Regions from separate parts of the Homo sapiens genome. Here region 1 is linked to region 2. A link is an interaction called in ENCODE POLR2A ChIA-PET data of the cell type or tissue named here. Cell type or tissue: CD4-positive, alpha-beta T cell. All regions are shown on one strand.

The links. ChIA-PET counts read pairs that join two places held together with the same protein. Peaks named below come from ENCODE experiments on the same cell type or tissue, not always from the same donor. Only the 100,000 strongest peaks of a DNase experiment are listed, where the experiment ranks them.
Region 1: POLR2A ChIA-PET joins it to region 2 with 14 read pairs; 5 of 35 experiments call an interaction of 5 or more read pairs at or near these places.

The regions. Positions count from the first base shown.
Region 1 is chr1:32,647,630-32,655,629 of GRCh38, forward strand. It overlaps ZBTB8OS (zinc finger and BTB domain containing 8 opposite strand), which reads right to left and starts at 2,921. Exons shown (of 7, transcript NM_178547.5): 1 at 2,804-2,921. The coding sequence starts at 2,900. RBBP4 (RB binding protein 4, chromatin remodeling factor) reads left to right here and starts at 3,579. Exons shown (of 12, transcript NM_005610.3): 1 at 3,579-3,693; 2 at 4,285-4,432. The coding sequence starts at 3,678. RefSeq lists silencers at 1, 3,258-3,827 and enhancers at 1,518-1,657, 2,791-3,378, 3,379-3,967, 4,128-4,227. In CD4-positive, alpha-beta T cell, no CTCF peak of the experiment used is centred here; DNase peaks (open chromatin) are centred at 2,962 and 3,452; H3K4me3 peaks cover 3,029 bases; H3K27ac peaks cover 2,496 bases.
Region 2 is chr1:32,103,694-32,111,693 of GRCh38, forward strand. KPNA6 (karyopherin subunit alpha 6) reads left to right here and starts at 4,363. Exons shown (of 14, transcript NM_012316.5): 1 at 4,363-4,441. The coding sequence starts at 4,438. RefSeq lists enhancers at 4,057-4,575, 4,189-4,618, 4,576-5,093. In CD4-positive, alpha-beta T cell, CTCF peaks have their summits at 5,796 (motif pointing left) and 6,020; DNase peaks (open chromatin) are centred at 4,338, 4,828, 5,438 and 5,828; H3K4me3 peaks cover 2,428 bases; H3K27ac peaks cover 1,797 bases.

The sequences.
Region 1 (8,000 bases), 540 kb after region 2:
ACAGCATTAGATTCTCATAGGAGCTTGAACACTATTGTGAACTGCACATTGAGGGATCTAGGCTGTGTGCTCCTTATGAGAATCTAAAGCCTGATGATCTGTCATCCCCAGATGGGACCATCTAGTTACAAGAAAACAAGTTCAGGGCTCCCACTGATTCTATATTACAGTGAGTTGTATAATTATTTCATTATATATTACAACGTAATAATAATAGAAATAAAATGCACAATAAATGTAATGCGCTTGAATCATCCTGAAACCATCCTCCCCTACAACCCCCGTTGGTGGAAAAACTGACTTCCGTGAAACCAGTCCCTAGTGCCAAAAAGGTTGGGGACCGCTGGTTAATGAACTGCATTGCATAAAAACACTTTCTGCCTAGTAAGAAAAACCAACAACCCAAGACAAAAAAAAAATAACCCAAGAGAAAAAAGGGCTAAGAATATTAACATACACACCCCAGAATGGGAAATACAAATAGCTTCCAAAACAGTATAATATGTTCAACTTCACTTACAATAAGAAAAATACAGTAAGTATACTTTACAAATTAGAAAAGATAAAAAAGTATGGTAACAATTAGTAGAAGTGGGAGGAAAGAGGCACATTCACACAATACTAGTGAAAGTATAAATTGGTACAACTCCTATAGAGAGCAATTTGGCAATAACTGTCCAAGTTAAAATATCCTTTTAAAAAATGTAGGAGTCTTAGCAATGGAAACAAAAAAAACTTGGAGAACTTGATTCTACAGATTCACTTGCACATGTACAAAACAGTGGATGTACAAGTGTATTCACTGCTGCACTGTTTCTAATACCACAAGAGTAGAAATAGCCTAAACGTCCATCAACTGAAAATTGGTTAAAGCAAATGCTAGAACATCTAGGTATGTACATGTAAGAAAAAGGTAACGATGACTGCTCTACAGAGGGGGACTAGGTAGTTGAGGATGGGGGCTGCCAGAGTTACTTTTCACTGCCTATGTTACACTTTCTGAATTTCAAATCAATATATATGACCTATTAAAAATAATTTTTTTTTGAGATGGAGTCTGGCTCTGTCGCCCAGGCTGGAGTGCAGTGGTGCAATCTCGGCTCACTGCAACCTCCGCCTCCCAGGTTCAAGCGATTCTCCTGCCTCAGCCGCCCAAGCAGCTGGGATTACAGGCACCCACCACCATGCCTAGCTAATTTTTGTATTTTTAGTAGAGATGGGGTTTCACCATGTTGGCCAGGCCAGGCTGATCTCAAGCTCCTGACCTCAGGTGATCCACCCGCCTCAACCTCCCAAAGTGCTGGGATTACAGGCGTGAGCCACAGCACCAGGCCTTTTTTTTTTTTTTTTTTTTTTTGAGACAGTCTCACTCTGTTGCCCAGGCTGGAGTGCAGTGGTGTGATCTCGGCTCACTGCAGCCTCCACCCTCCTGGGTTCAAGCAATTCTCCTGCCTCAGCCTCCCGAGTAGCTGGGATTACAGGCGCCCACCATCATGCGCAGCTAATTTTTGTATTTTTAGTAGAGACGGGGTTTCACCATGTTGGCCAGGCTGGTCTGGAACTCCTGACCTCAGGTGATCCACCCACGTCAGTCTCGCAAAGTGCTGGGATTATAAGTGTGAGCCACCGCAAACGGCCTATAATATTTTAAAATTGTTTTTAAGTGAGAGAAGGGGATATGCTAGGAGGTATGCCAGCTCCAGAAAGCACATTGCCTAGAATACTATGGTAAATAAGTAGATTTTACAGAGAGGACAATGAGAAATTAATGAAAGATTTTAAGCAGATAAATAAAAGTCAGATTTGTGCTCCCCAAACCACAGCTACCTTTAGGGATGACAGCTTAACGTTTAATATAGAATTTAAGAGACAAAGATAGGTTATGTGATTTGCCTAAAGTCACTAAGCGAATAAATGGCAAAACCAGCTGGGCACTGCAGCGCGGGCTATGATCGCTCCATTGCACTCCAGCCTGGACGACAGAGCGAGACCCCATCTCTAAAAACACACACACACACACACACACACACACACACACATTTTTTTTTTTTTTTGAGACAGAGTTTCGCTCGTTGCCCAGGCTGGAGTGCAATGGGGCGATCTCGGCTCACCGCAACCTCCGCCTCCCGGGTTCAAGCGATTCTCCTGCCTCAGTCTCCCGAGTAGCTGGGATTACAGACATGCTCCACCACGCCCAGCTAATTTTGTATTTTTAGTAGAGACGGGGTTTTTCCATGTTGGTCAGGCTGATCTCGAACTTCCGACCTCAGGTGATCCGCCCGCCTCGGCCTCCCAAAGTGCTGGGATCACAGGCCTCAGCCACCGAGCCCGGCCTAAAATAATCATTTTTAAAAATCACAATCATAAATGGCAAAACCAGGTTTTTTGCTAATATGATCGAGGTGAAACATCAAGTTAGAAATCCCCTAATTAGCTTTCCGAGTCCTCTAACCTCGCACACTCTAATCTCACCGTTGGGAAATACATGGGGGTAACAACCCTGCAAACGCCTGAAAATATGGTTATCTTTAGAATTTACGAAGATAAATGTGATTAGGCACATGTGGAAGAAGTTCAAGAGACTGTAAATGAGGGAGGCCAGGTTTCGCGACTATTAAACCAGGTGGCTTTTTCCTTCAGCATCCCCAGGAGAAGTACGAACGCGACTACAACAGCCGGCACAAATGGGATCATGCCTGAAGTACCCATGGGGCACAGTAGAAAGAGCAGCAGGAAGCCGCGGGTAAGGAGAGGGGATGCCTGTGTGCTTACATGTAAAGAGAGAAGTAAGCCACCTACTCACACTCGTACTTCCTATTGACTGGCGGATACTTGGCCTTGATCGCCTTCTGTTCTTCAGTCAAATTGTAATCTCTAACATCTTCCTCTTCCTGCGCCATGACTGCAGGATTAGACACTCTACTTCCGCCCTTCATCCACCGGACTTCGGCCCGGAGTTACTACTTCCGCTCTAGACTCCGCCCCTTGGCGCACACCCTTAAAGGACCACACTCCTTTCTCGGAGTTGGCTGTTGACCTACTTTAGTCCCTACCCTGCCGCTTGGATCGCATATTTAAAAAGCCAAAACCCCATCTTCTGCGATTCCTTCATTACTAGTTCTTTCCAAAGACTAAGGAAAAACGTTGAAGGGCACCTTGAATGAAACCCGTCTGGGTCTGACTGGCGAGGTTCTTTCCCCCGCTTCACCCCCAAAATTGATAACTAGACCCGAAGGCATTCTAGATTTTTCATCTCAGTACTCTGAAAGGGTCGTAAGCTTAATAGCCTTCAAGAAAATGGCTGCCCTCTTGCCGCGGGAGTGTGCGGACCAAACCTCTCTCACGTGACCCTGACCGGGCGCAGTCCCGTCAACGCCGGCGCGCGCAATCGCTGGAAGTCGGCTCGGGGAGGCGTGGGGGGAGGGGCGGAGCGCGCGCCTCGGTCCCCGCGGAAAGCTACTCCGCGCGTCTGGATTGGTCGCGAACGCGGCTTCCCCGCCCATCCCGCCATTAGGAGCGCTCCCATTGGCTGATGTTGGCGCGAAGGTGCGCGAGTCAGCCCTCGCGCTGGGGGCGCAGGAAACAATAGAGGCCGCGCGCACAGAGCGAGCTCTTGCAGCCTCCCCGCCCCTCCCGCAACGCTCGACCCCAGGATTCCCCCGGCTCGCCTGCCCGCCATGGCCGACAAGGAAGGTGAGGGTGCCGGGGCCGACCCAGGAGGGCAGTGGGTGCCTGGGCTGAGCCGCGGCCTCGACATGGCCTAACAGTGAGGGCAGGCCCGAGTTTGCCGAGTGCAGTCCCCGGTACTGAAGGCGTGAAGAGGGAACTCCCCGCGGGGCGTGCTAACGGCTCGCCAGTTCCCTGGGACCGATTTCGGTCGCAGCTGGCGAAGCCAGCGGTGGGGCCCCCGGCCAGTGTTTGTTTCTCTTCCTGCCTCCGATATCGGTTTCTCGGCCTCTGTCCCGAGCGTGGGGACACCGCTTCCTACCCACAAGGCTCGGAGCTCGGGCCTCCTCGTCGGGCTTGTGAGTTTCGGCGCGCACGAGCGTGCTCCGAAGGCCTGGCTGGCCCCTTGGCCTGGAACGGGTAACGGAGTGTTTGGCGGGGATGGCCCGAGGAGTTTCGGCGCCGCGAAAGTGGAGAGTGTGGATGCCTCTGCCGTGGGGATTTAGACAAATCACCTCCATTTCATGGTTAGGCTGTAGGAGTCATGCAGGTGGCTTTGCAGAGGATTACTCGGTTTCCGTTTGTTTGCTAACTTAAATTTGTTTTTAAAAATTTTAGCAGCCTTCGACGACGCAGTGGAAGAACGAGTGATCAACGAGGAATACAAAATATGGAAAAAGAACACCCCTTTTCTTTATGATTTGGTGATGACCCATGCTCTGGAGTGGCCCAGCCTAACTGCCCAGTGGCTTCCAGATGTAACCAGGTGACATGACTCTCCCGAACGTTATTTTGATGTATTTTCAGTGTAGATTTCTCATATTGATTTTCTTTTTTCCGCTCTTCAGTCACCCGGAGAAGGCATGTGATCAAAACCTCTTGGTGACATTTTTTCTAGGCCACAAAGTAAGGCAAAATAACAAAATGATTTTGTAACTTACCTGACAAGAGAAAACATATTGGCGTTTTTTTCTCAATACTGAATTAAATAGCTGTAGCTGATGATAATACCTGTAATAATAGTGGCTGTACCAAATAATAGTACAAAACTTGTCAACTTTCAAAAAGTATTATGGCCAGGAGCAGTGGCTCACACTTGGAATCCGAGCACTTTGGGAGGCCCAGGCAGGAGACTTACTTGAGGCCAGGAGTTGGAGACCAGCCCTGGGAATACCCTCGTCTCTACTGCCCCCCACACAAAAAAAGAAAAAAGTATTACAATGAGTCTAGTCCTTACAACAAAAATTTTTTGTTTTTCTTTTTGAGACGGTGTCTCACTCTGTTGTCCAGGCTGGAGTGCAGTGGCGCGAGCTCGACTCACTGCAACCTCTGCCTCCCAGATTCGAGCGATTCTCCTGCCTAAGCCCTCCCAAGTAGCTGGGATTACAGGCACCTGCCACCACGCCTGGCTAAATTTTTTTGTATTTTTAGTAGAGACGGGGTTTTACCATGTGGGACAGGCTGGTCTCCAACCCCCTGACCTCTGGTGATCCGCCCGCCTCTGCCTCCCAAAGTGCCGGGATTACAGGCGTGAGCCACTGCACCTGGCCTCAACAAAACTTAATTTGAATTCTCGTAGTATGTCATGGTACCTGCCTTCAAGGAGCACATTGTCTAGTTGAAGTGGCAGATATAAACTAATAATTATAGTTATATATGGTGACAGCAGTTGTAGAGAGATAATTAGGGTACCTAGAAAACACCTGAAGGTGGAATGGCTTTCTTATAAGGGGTTTGGGCATAGTGAGGGCTAAAAGATTAATCCTATGTTTCTTACGTGTAGGTAGCTTATCTCTAGTAGAGGGGATAAAATAGCTTGCATTTATTGGGGCTGTATTTGGTGCTACATATCGGGGATCCAAATTAGTTATAATTAGCATAAAAGTGGTACAGATAAAATTATCAGAGGAAGGAAAATTTGCCTCAATTTGCCTCATTTCTTAGGAAGAAATGACAATGCAAAAAACAAAGAGGAGGGTAAATTTAGATGATATTAACATAGTTTTAACAAGACCATTGTGCCATTTGGAATAATGGATTTTCTGGTACAAAAGTAAGTTTTCTGAATTACATTCAAAAGCGATTGTATGCTAAGTAAATTCCTTCAAAACTTGGATCTTTAAAAGTTAAGATAATTGCAAAATGTTATTAGACTATGATGTAGCTCAACAAATGATAGAAATTTGGCAGAAATTATACTAGTAACTTAAGAATGAGGCTGCTACCTTTACAGTGGCATAAGGAAAAATAGGGAAATGTGTCCTAGGGATGTTACACAAAACCATAGTAAAAACCTAGAAATTGGGAGTTAGAAGCTGCTTTGTGTGTTTTTTGTTTTCTGGTTTTTTTTTTTTTTTTTTTTTTGTTTTTGTTTTTTTTTTTGAGACGGAGTCTCCTCTCTTGCCCAGGCTGGAGTGCAGTCACGTGATCTCCGCTGACTGCAAGCTCCGCCTCCCGGGTTCACGCCATTTTCCTGCCTCAGCTTCCCAAGTAGCTGGGACTACAGGTGCCGGCCACTACCCCTGGCTAATTTTTTGTATTTTTAGTAGAGCCGGGGTTTCACCGTGTTAGCCAGGATGGTCTCAATCTCCTGACCTCATGATCCACCCGCCTCGGCCTTCCAAAGTGCTGGGATTACAGGCGTGAGCCACCGCGCCCGGCCTAGAAGCTTCTTTATCATGACCAGGAGTTCCCACATGCAATTGATCATCAGAATTGCTTGGGGAATTCAGGATAATTGGAATCATTTCTGTCAAGAGTTTTCAGTGGTAATTCAAACCATTTAGGAACTTATGGGCTGGTCATGGTGGCTCACACGTGTAATCCCAGCACTTTGGGAGGCTGAGGCAGGCAGATTGCTTGAGGCCAGGAGTTCCAGACCAGCCTGGGCAACATGGTGAAAAGCCCGTCTCTACTAAAATTACAAATATTATCCGGGCATGGTGGTGCGTACCTGTTAGTCCCAGCTCCTCAGTGGGGGCTGAGGCAGGAGGATCACCTGAGCCTTGGGAGGTCAAGGCTGCATTGAGCTGTGATCCTGCTACTGCACTCCAGCCTGAGCTAGGGATTGCCACCCTGTCTCAAAGAAAAAGAACTTGTGGCAGAGTACTTAATGAGAAGTGTACTGGAATGGTGATTCCACATTTACTATAGTCATATGCTAAATTGTGCTTATTGGACTAGTGGATCACAAATATTGGCCATCCCATACCTACTAAACATTCTAGAACCCCTACTTTTCAGAAACTTCCCAAGTAATATAATAGAATGACTAGCTAGGTTTCGAAAGCAAGAATTAAAGACTTAATTCCCCAAGGCTGAAATCTGTACTGTCATCTTAGTAGTTTTCTGCATTAGCAAATCTAGATAAATAATGTGAGAATTGTTTTTTGTTGTTGTTGTTGTTTTGAGACGGAGGACGGAGTTTCACTCTTGTTACTCATACTGGAGTGCAGTGGCATGATCTGAGCTCACTGCAACCTCCGCCTCCTGGGTTCAATCGATTCTCCTGCCCCAGCCTCCCAAGTAGCTGGGATTACAGGCACCCGCCACCACGCCCAGCTAATTTTTTGTATTTTTAGTAGAGATGGGGTTTCACCATGTTGTCCAGGCTGGTCTTGAACTCCTGACCTCAGGTAATCCACCCGCTTCGGCCTCCCAAAGTGCTGGGATTACAGGCGTGAGCTAGTGCACCTGGCTGAAAATTGTTTTTGAGACAGGATCTTGCTTTGTTGCCCAGACTGTGTTGCAGTGGCACGATCAGAGTTCCCTGCAGCCTTGACCTCCTGGGCCAAGGAATCCTCCTGCCTCAGCCTCTGGAATAGTTGGGGCTACAGGCACACGCTACCATACCTGGCTAATTTTTGAAAAATTTTTTTGCTATGTTGTCCAGACTGTTCTTTAACTTCTGGGCTCCAGTGATCCTCCCACTTTGACCTCCCAAAGTGCTGGGATTACAGACATGAGCCACCGTGCCTGGCCCTGTTTTTGTTTTTTAAGATGAGGATTACTTACAAGCAAGCAGCCCTGATGCAGTGTTTACTTTTGTGTGTGTTCTTTTTCTGGTGTTTACCCAGATCCGTTTCCCCCCTTTAAAAAGAAAGAAAAACCACGGTTGTAGTTCTGTAACACTGTCCTCTCCTTCATTCTTTTTCTGGTTCTTGTCTAACCTTCTACATACAGGTAATTCCAATTTTCTGTTCATATCTCTCTTCATTTCTTTTCAGTGTAATGTAGAAGCTCTCAGAGCTTTGCCTGTGACATCTGTGCAGAAGAATTCCTATTGATATCTTTAGACCTCACTTCTCCAGAGCTTTTCCTGATTTTTCTTCTGC
Region 2 (8,000 bases):
ATAATCCCAGCTACTCGGGAGGCTGAGGCAGGAGAATTGCTTGAACCCAGGAGGCAGAGGTTGCAGTGAGCCAAGATCCCACCACTGCAATCTTGCAGTGCCAAGACTGAGCCAAGATCCAGCCTGGGCAACAAGAGCAGAACTCTGTCTCAAAAATAAAAATAAAAAACCTCTGAAAGATGACACTACTATCCTGGCAGAATGTGATTTCTTGATTATCTCAGCATGCAGTCACTGGGACCCTCCTTGCTGGGTATTATGGTAGATGGTGAGGATGCCAAGACACTGGAACAAGCAAGTAATACTACACTGGGATGAGCCCAACAGTTACAAGGTACAACAGAGCAGAGGGGAGAGAATGCTTAATGTTCTCTGGGCTTTTTGGAGGAGGGGATAGTCTGAATTGTATTAGCCACTTCCTAGGTGAACAAGAGAGGAAAAGGGTGTTTCAGTTAGAGAAGCAGGCAAATGTAATAGTGCACATGCAGTAGCACATAGATTTGGAACATCCTGGTGTGTTTCGGGGAAGGTAAACAGAATGTGGATCTTAGAGCAGGAATGATTTAAAAAAAAAGTGGAATGGGAAAAGTCAACAGAGGCTGGATCAGGGAGGACCAATAGTCCTAGGCTAGCAAAGGTGTATGAGCAGGGTCATGTGCTAGAGTAGAAACAGCTGCTTGTAGGTCACTGCCTCCTATGGGCATAGGATGGAGGGTTCAGGCTGAAAGGAGAGGAAACATGGACACTCAGCCATTCTCATCTATTCAGCCCACGTTCCCTGAGCCCTTCTTCGCCATAAGGTATGCAGACGAGCTCACAATGCTATATGGGAGACACACACCTCAACAAATATTTTTGGTGCCTCTACTGAGGCAGACACCGTGCTGAACACTGGGATGGTTACAAAGATAAGGAAGATACTGTTCCTTCCATAGACAAGGAGAGAGAGACACACATTGTGAGCAAATTTGGGTGTGAAATGCTAAGGAAAATTAGTGTCCATTTCTTCCTGTAGTAGCAGAGAGGACAGGTGCCCTATCTGGAAAGACAGGCTTCCCCAAAGAGCTGATAGCTGAGTTCAGTCTTGAAAGCGAGTAGTTCTCAGAGTCAGGCGCGGTGGCTAACGCCTGTAATCCCAGCACTTTGGGAGGCTGGGGCGGGTGGATCACCTGAGGTCAGGAGTTCAACACCAGCCTGGCCAACATGGCAAAATCCCGTCTCTACTAAAAATACAAAAATTAGGCTGGGTGCCATGGCTCATGCTTGTAATCCCAGCACTTTGGGAGGCCGAGGCGGGTGGATCACGAGGTCAGGAGTTCGAGACCAGCTTGGCCAACACAGTGAAACCCTGTCTGTACTAAAAATACAAAAATTAGCTGGGTGTGGTGGCAGGCACCTGTAATCCCAGCTACTCGGGAGACTGAGGCAGGAGAATCGCTTGAACCCAGGAGGCAGAGGTTGCAGTGAGCCGAGATCACGCCCCTTTACTCCAGCCTGGGCGACAGAGCTAGACTCTGTCTCAAAAAAAAAAAAAAAACCAAAACACCAAAAAAAACCCAACAACAAAAAATTAGCCGGGTGTGGTGGCGCATGCCTGTAATCCCAGCTAGTCAGGAGGCTAAGGCAGGAGAGTTGCTTGAACCTGGGAGGTGAAGTTTGCAATGAGCCAAGATCATGCCATTGCACTCCAGCCTGGACAACAAGAGCAAAACTCTGTCTCAAAAAAAAAAAAAAAAAGTGAGTAGTTCTCATGGTTAAGTGGGGAAAGGAGGGCACTGCATTCTAAGCAGAGGGAACAGCATATGCAAAGGCACATGAGAAGACAGGCGCATATTTGAAGAAAAGTGGTTCTCCAAATATGGTTGGAGCCTGCATTGCCTGGTGGGGAGTGTCCCAAGAAGCAGGTAAGGACCAGTCTGTGCCAGATTAAAATGTCTGGGCATTACCTAAGGGCAGGCAGTAGGAAGTTGCTAAGCAGAAGAGTTACACTGTAAGGTTTCTGCTTTTTTTTTTCTTTTTTTTTTTCTTTTTTTTTTTTTTTTTTAATGAGACAGGTTTCTCTGTGTTGCCCAGGCTGGTCTTGAACTCCTGGGCTCAAGCAATTCTCCCACCTCAGCCTTCCCAGTAGCTGAGATTATAGGTCTCTGCTTTTCAGGAGATAGTGGGTGGGAGCCGGAGAGTCTGGAGGCAGGAGGCCAGAGAGGAGGCAGGCAAAACAGAACAGGGCAAAGTGATGAGGTCTCACCTTAAGCAGGGGCAGTAGGAAGGGAAATAAAGTGCGCCCCTTCCTGACCTTCATCCTAGAGTTTTCCTTTTGATTTCTTTGCCTCAAGAAAATGGGCCAGGCGCACAACTAAAGTTGGCAGTTTGTTGTGACAGGCCCTTGTTCTGCTTCCAGAAGATAGATCCCTCTGTGTCTTGAAGATATAGCCTGGCTCTGTGTGTCGAGGTGGGGGACAGGAGGGCTGCCATGTCATGGAAAAAGAAAGGCCTGATATGTACTAGCCATACGTCCCGTGATTGAAAAGGCATATGAACAATAAAAGCCTCAATTTCCTCATCTCTAAAAGGGGAGATCATGTCCCTTGCTCTGTGTAACTCAATTTTTTGTTCATTCCTTTGTTTATTCATTCAATAGTTATTTATGGAGCACACACAATGTGCCAGATTCTGTGCTAGGTGCTGGAGATACGGTGGTAAACAATATAGAACCCACCCCTGCCTTCAAGGAGCTTGCTGTGAGGATAAATGAAATGATTATGAAATCACTCTGTTAACTATACTGCATGGGTCTCATTGTTTTTCTTTTTTTTTTTTAGAGACGGGGGATCTTGCTATGTTGCCCAGGCTGGTCTCGAACTCTTGGGCTCAAGCAATCTGCCGCCTCAGCCTCCTAAAATGCTGGGATTACAGGAATGAGCCACCATGTCCAGCCCATTTCTTTCTCTCTCTCTCTCTCTCTTTTTTTTTTTTTTAGAGACAGGGTCTCACTCTATCACCCAACCTGGAGTATAGTGACACAGTCATGGCACTGCAGCCTTGACCTCCCGGACTCAAGTGATCCTCTCGCCTCAGCCGCCCAAGTACAAGTGCTCATTACCATGCCTGGCTAATTTTTTTCTTTTAATTTATTTTTTGTGGAGATGGGGTCTCACTGTGTTGCCCAGTCTGGTCTTGAGCTCCTGGCCTCAAGTGATTCTCTGGCCTCAGCTTCCCAAAGTGTTAGGATTATAGACAAGCGTGAACCACCACACCCAGCCCTATTTTTCTATTTCTCATCTCCCAATAAGATTGCAACCTCAACTAGGGCTACCTACGTAGGCCTAATCAGAAAACCTGAGTTTAGTCTTACTTCTTTGTTTCCTTCTCTCCATAGCCTCATTGAGCAAGGCACTTCCCCTCTCTAGATGATTCGTTGTTCATATTCAGCCCAAGGTCTATGATTGCTGTTTTTGTTTTTAGAGACGGAGTTTTGCTCTTGTCTCCCAGGCTGGAATGCAGTGGCACAATCTCGGCTCACTGCAACCTCTGCCTCCCGGGTTAAAGCAATTCTCCTGCCTCAGCCTCCCAAGTAGATTACAGGCATGCGCCACCACACCCAGCTAATTTTTGTATTTTTAGTAGAGACCATGGGCAGGCTGGTCTCGAACTCCTGATCTCAGGTGATCCGCCCGCCTCGGCCTACCCAAAGTGCTGGGATTACAGGCGTGAGCCACAGCGCCCAGCCGATTGGTTTCAACTATTAGAAGAAGGGATAAACTGGCCCGGAGCGGTGGCTCAAGCCTGTAATCCCAGCACTTTGGGGGCGGGCGGATCACCTGAGGTAAGGAGTTCAAGACCAGCCTAGCCAACATGGTTGAAACACCGTCTCTAGTAAAAATACAAAAATTAGCCAGGCGTGGTGGCAGGCGCCTGTAATCCCAGCTACTCGGGGGGCCGAGGCAGGAGAATCGCTTGAACTCGGGAGGCAGAGTGTGCAGTGAGCCGAGATCGCGCCATCGCACTCCAGCCTGGGGGGACAAGAGCGAGACTGCGTCTCAAAAAAAAAAAAAAAAAAAAAAAAAAAAAAAGGAGGGATAAGCTTCTGGGAGAAAAAGTTCCGGGTAAAGAAATCTCACTATAAAAAAGAAATAGTAGCAGAAACAGCTGGGAACTCCTAGACACACTTAACTTTCTTAGGTATCCCTTCCAGTCTCCTCCCAACCACTCCTTTCCTATTTCATTTCCACTCCCCACCTTTAGTAGCTGCGGTCTCTTTAAGTGCGCACTTTCGGTGTAATGATAGGCGATTGGGCCAATAAAGCGTTTCGTCCTGGAGTTAACTGGTTTGTCCCTTTCGGGCTGCCGTCCTACAGATCCGCCATATTGTCTACTGAAAGCTGCCGCTGAAGCTGCCGCCGTTGCCTCCGCCGCCAAGAGTGAGCGAGCGGACCCGCGATGGGTGAGTGAGGAAACCACGCAGTAGGGTTCTTGGGCTCAGGGAGTGTCGGGGCCTGGGATTTGGCGAGAGCCTGTCTCCGGTCTGCGGAAGATGTCTGCATCCCCTCTAGCTAGGTCTGAGGGGAAAAGTCAGGCCGGGAGTGCCCCTCTTGCCAGTTTTGGGCCGAGCTAGGGCCCGTGCTGGAAGCAGTCCTTTGGTGCTGGTTTCGGGGACACCTTGGCACGCCTGGAGCCCCCCACATGGTGGCCTCGGGCAGGAGCCCACGTGTTCCTGGGAGGTAGAAAGGGGCCTACTCTCTGTCCTGCGCCCAGACTGGGGCTGGGGGACGGGCTCCCGGCGGCAGGCCTGGGCGGCGCTAAGGTAGCTTTCTCCTGGGTTGTGTTTGGCCAACGCGTGTCTTGACTAGATTCAGTGGCTCCCCTGAACTCAGGGAAGTCCTACCTACGTAGCGAGGTGGAGTCCTCTAGTGAGGGGACGTCAGGCGAGCCAGCACTAGGCCGGTAAGCATGGGCAGCCAGGCCGAGGGCAGCTTGCGCCGCTGAAGGCCGGGAGAACGGAATCAAGGCGGAAATAGTGTGGTTCGGTTGGGCTCAGAGTGGCATCGCTTGTGATGGTAGAACACCAAAGGCCAAGTCCTCTTGGCCATCTTTAGGTTGAGGACTTTAGGTTTCTGGGCTGGCCCTGGTAAGGAGAAAAGGAGCGACCTGTTGATCTTTCTGAGGGGACTCCGGCTGGCAAGGCCTCTGTTCAGAGAGAATACCATGGCGAAGTCTTTGGATTTAGAGACAGAACCAACAGTGGTAATTCCTCTAAAGCAGTAAAAATTGTGAAATTTGCTAAGCTCTTTCTACGTACGGGCATTGTTCTGATTGCTTTACATGTCTTGTTTTACTTAATTTGTACAACCTAAGGAAATAGATGCTACCATTGCCATTTTACAGATGTGGAAGCTGAGCTTTAGAGAGGTAAAGTAACTTACCCAAGGTCATGCAGTGGCTAAGCCAGGGTGAACACTCCCAAGCCTAGTTTGTAACTGCTGTTTGTTGTTGTTGTTGATAGAGTCTTGCTCTGTCGCCCAGGCTGGAGTGCAGTGACGCGATCTCGGCTCACTGCAACCTCCTGCCTCCCGGGTTCAAGCGATTCTCCTGCCTCAGCCTCCCGAGTAGCTGGGATTACAGGCACCCACCACCACGCCCGGCTGATTTTTGTGTGTTTTTGGTAGAGACAGGGTTTCGTCATGTTGGCCAGGCTGGTCTCGAACCCCTGACCTCAAGTGATTCGCCTGCCTCGGCCTCCCAAAGTGCTGGGATTACAGGTGTGAGCCACTGCGTCCAGCCTGTTTTTTTGTTTTGTTTTTTTTTTTAAATGACCTGGCCCTCTAGTGGTTGGGCAGGGAGAAAAGGGGAAAAAAGCTTTTAACCCTAGGCAAAGTTGTAAATGTGTTTGGGTTTTCTGTTTGTTTATTTTGTTTTGTTTTGCTTTTTGTTTTTGCATGTGGGCCCATTATGAAATCTTTTTTTTTTTTTTGAGACGGAGTCTGGCTCTGTTGCCCAGGCTGGAGTGCATTGGCGCGATCTCGGCTCACTGCAACTACCACCTTCCCGGGTTCACGCCATTCTCCTGCCTCAGCCTCCCGAGTAGTTGGGACTACAGGTGCCCGCCACCACGCCTGGATAATTTTTTTTGTATTTTTTTGTATTTTTAGTGGAGACGGGGTTTCACCGTGTTAGCCAGGATGGTCTTGATCTCCTGACCTCGTGATCCTCCCGCCTCGCCTTCCAAAGTGCTGAGATTACAAGCGTGAGCCACCATGCCCGGCCACTTTGAAATCCTTTTTCTGAACGAAACTGAAGGAGTCCAGAGTGAATTGATAACTCTAATTATTGTGTGTGGGGCAAGCAAAATGAGAATCTGGAATTGAATTTTTTTTTTTTTTTTTTTTTTTCTGAGAAGAAATTTCACTCTTGTCTCCCATGCTGGAGTGCAGTGGCCAGATCTCGGCTCACTGCAACCTCTGCCTCCCGGGTTAAAGCAATTTTCCTGCCTCAGCCTCCTGAGTAGCTGGGATTACAGGCATCCACCACCACACCTAGCTAATTTTTGTATTTTTAGTAGAGACAGGGTTTCACCATGTTGGCCAAGCTGGTCTCGAACTCCTGACCTCTGGTGATCTGCCCGTCTCGGCCTCCCAAAGTGCTGGGATTACAGGCATGAGCCACCGCGCCTGGCCTGGAATTGGATTTTTAAAGATCTGAGATTCTAAGGAAGCAGAAATTATTCACTTGAGCTTCAAGGCAATGACTGTAGAATCAGATCTGGTATTGGAAGTCACTTAAATGTCAGACACAACAACACATATGGAAAGCATCTAGCACAGTCCACAATAATGTTTTTCTTCCTTTCTGAGCCTTCCTTTTCTGACCTCTAGAAAGAAGGGGTGGGGCTGTGTTATCAAGATATTTGGGGACTAAATAAGATAACAGCATTTGGGCTGGGCAAGGTGGCTCAGGCCTATAATCCCATAGGCCGAGGCGGGTGGATCACCTGAGGTCAGGAGGACGACACCAACCTGACCAATAAGGTGAAACCCTGTCTCTACTAAAAATACAAAAATTAGCTGGGTATGGTGGCGTGCTCCTGTAATCCCAGCTACTTGGGAGGCTGAGAAGGGAGAATTGCTTGAACCCGGGAGGCGGAGGTTGCAGTGAGCCGAGATCATGCCAGCCTGGGCAACAAGCTAGACTCCCTCTCAAAAACAAACAAATAAACAAACAAAAAACAGATAACAGTGTTTGGAGCCTAAAGGGCTCCATGAATATCAGAACAGATTCTTTTCCACTTTCAATAATGTTCCTTTCCCTTAAGCACTCTGGTTTCCAGGTTTCCCTATTGAGTAATAAGACTGATAGGCCTTTCTTAGTAGCTGGAGCTTCATCTTTCAGTGAAAAAAATTTAGGGGGTTTTATGTTATAAACTTTGTTATAAATTTTATATTGGTCTTCAGTTTCAGAAACACTGTTGCCTCAAAGGGAAGGAACTAATGTTTAATAAGCTCAGTGAAATAAGTAGAGATTTACTCAGTTTTATAGATTGGGAAACTGTCTCGGAGAAGATAACACAGCCAGTAAGCCACAAAGCCAGGAGTAAGATTCTTACCCATTTTGCAGCACATAAATCTATAAGACTTAAGAAGTTAAGAAATAAAGTTAGTCCTATTCTGGTACAGTTCAACATGAAAGTTCTTCAGTGGAGCAACAAACCCTGACCAAGGTCTTGAAGGGGGTTTTTAGCCTAGAGTCAGGTAACTTCCTCTTTCCAGCTCCATCTCAGGTACCTCTCCCTCATCGTAGCTTGTCTTTATGAATGTCAGCTTTTTGTTTGTTGTAGACCAAACTAATGCATTCATTTAATTCTAACATCTAATCTAAGGTATCTTGGGTTATCTCCATTTACACTTATAAACTGAGGCTTTGAGAAGATTAGGTGACTAGTCCAAGGCTGGTATTCTGGATCCTTTGGGCACTGGAGACACTAACACAGCCTGCCTTCACATGCCCAC